Linked DNA regions of Mus musculus: region 2 is linked to region 1. Evidence: chromatin loops called from intact Hi-C (ENCODE). Cell type or tissue: heart. All regions are shown on one strand. Links, peaks and the distances in the headings refer to the core of each region. The heading gives the core; the rest is flanking DNA.

Region 1 (2,907 bases), core at 87-2,586:
GAGATATTAAGACACTTTACTGATAAAGCTTCCTATTATTTACCAGTTTCATTCATTCCCTCACCTAGCATCAACAGACAGCCTCAGTCCTATGAGGCCTTTAGGAATCATCTGATTCTCAGCTGGAAAAAAAGTGGGTTAACCGGCTGTTTCGGGTTACAGAGTTTATGAAAAAGCTATCACGTGAATACAAGTCTGATTTGGTGTTATGTTTAAAAAAAAAAAAGTCTGTCTGATACATCTTCTCAGTAAGAATGAAGAGATACAACCACCTCCACCTAAAGAGATTTGATTGATCAATTTGTGTATGTATATTTAATGAAATACCATAACCCTTTCCAGGATCAAAATCACCTTGCCTCTACTTTAAAAACTAAGTAAGCTTTTACAACTGGACATCCGAAATCTAAGTAGTTCGTTTATAGTAGCAGCAACGGTCTCAATAATTAGTAAAGTTGCTCAATCATCAAAAGCAGTAGTCTTCTGAATACGGAACTTCAGTAGTAAGAAATTTTATTTTAGGAATAACAGTGGGCCCCCTTCCGCTCTCCACCCCCGCCCCCAAAAGAGGAAACTAGAAAATAGCGCTAGTTGAAGAAATAACAGTTGCACGTGGTTTTAGGTATAACCCCCCCCCCCCAATATTCGGAAAAGTCAAGACTTCCTATAAGTAAAGGGATTTCCTTGATCTTCATCCACAGTGCGCGCGTGGATCACACACACATACAAACCTCCAGAAACCAAACACACCAGGAAAACCTTTTCTTTAGCCAACAGGTGTTAATTTCTATGGGTTTAAGCAGACACTTTTGGCCCAAAGCGACAATGCCCCTCGACCTCGCTTGAGGAGGCCACCTTCTTCCCTGCGGAGTCCCGGGCAGCACACTGCACCGCGGGTGTCGGCGCCGAGGCCGAGCGGCTCATCGAGAGCCTCGCGGCCGCCCTGACAAAACCCTTGCAGGTTTGCTGCCCCACCGCTGCCCGAGACCCGGCTCACCCCCCGCCGGCGACCCCTCGGCTACCTTTCCGCCGGAAGAAGGACATGGCGGGGCCCGGGTCGGGGCGGAGGGCGCGGGGGGAGTGTCGCGGGGAGGGCCCGGCTCCCCTCATTCAGCAGCTGGCCGGGACTTCCGGGGCCGCAGGAGCCGCTGCACTAGTCCGAAAACAGCCCCTTCTTCCGGGTGTGGGCGCTGCCGCCACCTCGGGATGCCCCGGCAGCTGCTGCCGCCATGTTATCAACAAGCCACCCGCTTAGAGTTCCGGTCCGTCCGCGCGCGGGGCTTCACGGGAGGCCCCGGCCCCGCCTCCTCCTGCGCACCTCCTCCCGCGGGGCCGGGGCGCGCGCCCGCTCAGCCCACGTGACCTGGCGTCCTCGAGTCCGCGAGCCCTTCCCCCTGGAGGCTTCGGATGACAGCGTCTCTTTGCTGAACCTCCTCCTCTTCGGGAAGCCCCCGCCAGCACTGCTGCGCAGCCTTTTCGCGGAATCTTGCTAAATGCCGCAGGCTGCTTGGCAGCTTTACCCTGCCAGGTCCCCGGGGGATGCAGGCGAGCCTGCAGGACGAGGAGCTGCTCTTATGTAGCTCCCGAAGCTCCCTCCCTCAAAGTGACCTCAGGAAGGAAGGAGAAAAAGAGTGGTAGGCTCATTTTCAGATGAAATCCCTACAGATGCTCAAAACAGAAAGAGCCAGCAACCTGAGCCTCAACAGAGGGCTATTTCTTCCGTTCTTATTCGAAAGCCACCTTCCTATAAATCTTCTGGCTTTCTTAAAGCTTACCCACCTTTAGCGCCCTGGATGGATGGCCACTATAGCTACAACTACTGTCAAAAGCGAACCAGGAACTCGTGATGCACACAGTTGCTGATTTTTATGTTGGATCAGCAAAGTCTACCTGAGACAGAAGGAAAAACAAGTGCAGAAGCGGCAACTTGCCTGATTATTCGGTGTGTTAAAACAGGAACTAAGTAAAGCCTGGAGTCTTAACCATATTATTAGAGCAGGTTAATAAGTTTGCTAGTTTTGTTTCCAAGCCTGTTTGCTAAATGATGAAAAACCATCATAGCTAAACTTATTTATAACATCGTGCACAGATACCATACTAAACCCTCCAGGTTAGTAACAGTCTTTAAACTTGCTCTTGGTATGGAGGAAACTAGGCCAGCTTTCAAGGTCACGCTGGGCAGGAACTGAAAAGGAGAGCAGGGCTGTGGTTGCCCCATGTGAGGTAATGGTGTGGAGGTCTGAGATGATTTGGAAATGAATATTACACTCTGGGCATACCCCTCCCCTATTCCCACCCACTGCCCACCCTTGAAAACCTTTCCTTGCCTAAGAATATTAAGGCAAGCCAGGGGAGGTGCTCTGGTGGTGAAAGCCTTTAACACACTTGGAAGGCAGAAAGAAGCCAGTGGATCACTGAGTCCCAGGTCAGCTTGATTTACTTAGGGAATTTTAGGCCAAGGTGAGACTGTGTCTCAAACAGATAAAAACAAAACAAGGCGTTGAACGATGGCTTAGCAATTAGGAGCACAGACAACACTTGCAAAGGATCCACAGTTAGAGTATCTACTCTGTTCTTAGGCAGAATGGGTGGTGTGTCTTACATTATTCCTTTGCCTTTCCCTTCTGGAGTTCCAGTCTTGGCAGAGACTGTTTTGTATTTGTTAACTATTGGTTAGCTGATCAGGGCAGGAGGAACACCAGACGAATGAGTGAGAAAAATCCCTTAAATGAGCAAAAAGTCAATGGGGTTGAGGGGAGGGCTCTGGCTCCATTAGGATTTCTAGAATCCTTACTCATTCTCTCAGGCTAAATAAACATAAATCAGTGTTGAGGAAGTGTTTTTCAACTCAATTTCCAATGAGGTTTATTCTTTGAGCCCCCCCTACCAGAGATTCTGGAGTTGCTT
Region 2 (2,907 bases), core at 1-2,500, 76 kb before region 1:
TTATAACATGCTCTTTTAACTCAGGGTAACTTTTAACTCAGACTGTGATAGGTATTCTAAAATAGCATACCTTTAAGATTTTTATTTCCTTTCCAAGCAGAATTTGTGATTTTGACAAGTTCTTTTTATTAATACTTTTAATAGCCACCTCCCAATCAGTTTTCTAAAAAGGAAAAAAACAGTGTTATGCCTGAAAATTATAACATAGAAACAACTCAATAATAAAAGCTGTAAATTTATTTTTAGCCACTCAATGTATATGTGGTAGTGGGGAAACATGGCAAAGACCTCAAATCTCAAACTAAAAAACTGATTTCATAAACAACACAATACATAGCAATGTCCTACAGCACTAGTCATTAAAAGTTGTAAATACAAAGACCATATAGGATCAGTTGAAAAAAGTTTACAGTCACATAGGAGTTATGGATAAATAAACTTGGGAAGTGATAGAGTTTAATGAAGTTATCCTGGCTGGATTACACTGCTCTTATTTTTTTTCCTTGACTTTTAAGTTATTTCATAATGAATAAGACATAGACGACAGTACCTTTTTAATAGGCACTCTTGAAACAAACAGAATAACCAAAGCTTTTTTTTTTTTTTTTAATTACTTCCAGTCTCAATGTGCCTTCTCAAATTCTTTAGATTCTATAACCTCGTGTGACCTATTTGCGAAACAGTGGCTTGGAAAAAACAAAGAAACAACAAAAAAAAAAACCCAAACAACTGAGGTTTGAACTTGCATCTACGTTGTATTATTAGGTTAGGGTCCAACTACCTTTGTCACTTATTTCCTCTAACTCAAAAAGGGGAGGGATACTACAAAGCTCCCCCAGACACAGAGGAACGTGATAGTCTGAGAAAGCTTCAGACTAACGGGAAACGCGCCCGTTTTCCGCTGGGTGTGCAATTATCCACGGTAAAGGTGACAAGCTCCGGAAAGCCCGGGGCAGGGAGAAGGGACAAAGGTCCACCGACCCATAGTATGGACAAGCACATTACACTGTGCAAACACTGGAGTCCTAGTCGCTTCGGGACCAGTGGCTTCTCTGAGCAGCAAGTCCCCGGGCGCACCTCGGTTACCCAGCACACTGTCAGGGAAGAACATCAGTGGCTCTGCGCCCGTCGGTAGGTGGAGCTCAGCCTAGCGGCTCTGGCCTCCAAAACAAACCCTGCGACAGTGACAGCAAGCACAAAGGCAGGCAGGCCCGGGGAGCCCTGCCCAGCGGCCAGGACCGGGGCGCTGGCTCCCCAGTTTCGCACCAGACAACGGGCCGGCGGCGCTCACCTGGCGGTGCCGCCCCCGGAAGACCACAGCGAAGGCCCCGTGTCCCACGAGGTCCCGCTTGCAGTACTCGAAGTCGCCCACCACCTCCATGGCCGCGCCCCCGGGACATAGAGCGCTAGGGTGGGCAGGCGTGGCGGAGAACCGGGATCAGCACCGCGGGCCCGAGGGCCCCAAGCACGCCCGCGGGCGGCGGGACAGGGGCAGCCACGGCCCCGGGCCCGGATGGACACTCATGCCGAGAGGCCGGAGCGGAAACGGGACGGGCCGCCGCGCGGAGCCGGGGTCAGCGAGGCCTGGGCCCGGTCGCTTCTCATGGCCCGGGCCGCCGTCGGCCGCGGGGCTCTAGCCAAGCGGCCTGGGCACTGCCCGGCCGAGGGCACCGCCGCCGTCACTGGGCGTACCCGGAGCTACCCGCGCGCCTGACAGCGGTGCAGGGCCGGGGCCGCGCCATCCCCGCAGGTGCGGCTGCCTCCGCTTGTTGCGCCCGCGGCGCTGCTGTGTAGCGGCCGCCGCCCTGGAACCCGCACAGCCGCGGTGGCGGCTTCTGCCTGCTTCGCGGGAGCGCCCAACGCACGCGCGCGCGCCGGCCGCTCCGCGCCGACTACCGGCCCTGTGCGACGTCAGCGCGTCTTGTAGGACGATGCGCCCCAGTCCTGCTCCCTCCGCCGAGAAAAGGAGTGCGCACCCCGGGACGCGGCGCCAGGCACCGGGGCGAGTCTGCAGTCACTGGAGCGAGTTGGCGAGCAGGGGTGTGGGGAGGAGGCCGCGGCTGCTTAGGAACGGGCGGCGGGCTCGGCTCCGCTCGGCTCGGCGCCCGCGGCTAGCTAGAGCCCGCCACGCCCTGACCTGAAGCCACCCTCTAAGAGGCGGATCTTGAACTCCGGCCCCGGGAGTCGCTGAGGCGGTGCAGACACTGGAGACAAAAACTCCGGGAGCTGCCTTTCAAATCCAGACCGCAAACTGCTAGACAACCCACCTAAGGGATAGGGTCTGACTGGAACCTGCGCCTTCTGGGGGTCTCTAGACTTCTGAGGGAGGCTCAGAACCTCCTTTCTAAGGAGGCGCTTCATCACACCAGTCAACTACCAGTTTGCCTCGGGCTTTTTTTTTTCCTCGGATTGTTTAGGTGAAAAATGATAGTCAACTTTTGCTCAAGAAAGCATTACAAAGCCATGGTAAACAATATGTGTGACCCCATACCTAAGTGTGTGTTCAGGTTTGGGGATGTTGCTGTCAATTTCATCGCCTGCCCCTGAAACAACTCCTCTCACCTCTCTCACTTCTCTCACCTCTCCCTCTCTGTCTCTGTCTCTCTCTCCTCTCTTCTTCCTCCTCCTCCCCTCCCCCCTCTGATTTTACTTTTATGTGTATGGGTGTTTTGCCTGCATATATGTGCACCACGAGTGCACCTAGTGCCTGCAGAGGCCAGACCAGGGTGTCGATCTGAAACTGCAATTACAGATAGCTATGAGCCACAATGTAGGTACTAGGAATCAAACCTGAGTCCTCTGGAAGACTAGCCAGTGCTCTTAACCACTGAGCCGTATCTCCAGCCAGCCCTCTGGAACTCATCTTGACAAACAGGTAGAAGCCCTAAAAACCTTCAGCTTTGAGAC

The links. Hi-C counts contacts between places; a loop is a spot of excess contacts. Peaks named below come from ENCODE experiments on the same cell type or tissue, not always from the same donor. Only the 100,000 strongest peaks of a DNase experiment are listed, where the experiment ranks them.
Region 2: it touches region 1 in a loop (10-fold over the local background); 4 of 42 quality-filtered maps call a loop at or near these places.

What each region holds. Positions count from the first base shown.
Region 1 is chr11:61,928,967-61,931,873 of GRCm38, forward strand. It overlaps Akap10 (A kinase (PRKA) anchor protein 10), which reads right to left and starts at 1,291. Exons shown (of 15, transcript NM_019921.3): 1 at 1,023-1,291. The coding sequence starts at 1,110. In heart, for the core only: a CTCF peak has its summit at 1,399 (motif pointing left); a DNase peak (open chromatin) is centred at 1,375; H3K4me3 peaks cover 2,280 bases; H3K27ac peaks cover 2,220 bases.
Region 2 is chr11:61,853,196-61,856,102 of GRCm38, forward strand. Ulk2 (unc-51 like kinase 2) reads right to left here and starts at 1,897. Exons shown (of 27, transcript NM_013881.4): 1 at 1,292-1,897; 2 at 71-163. The coding sequence starts at 1,381. In heart, for the core only: a CTCF peak has its summit at 1,134; DNase peaks (open chromatin) are centred at 1,156 and 1,916; H3K4me3 peaks cover 2,179 bases; H3K27ac peaks cover 1,661 bases.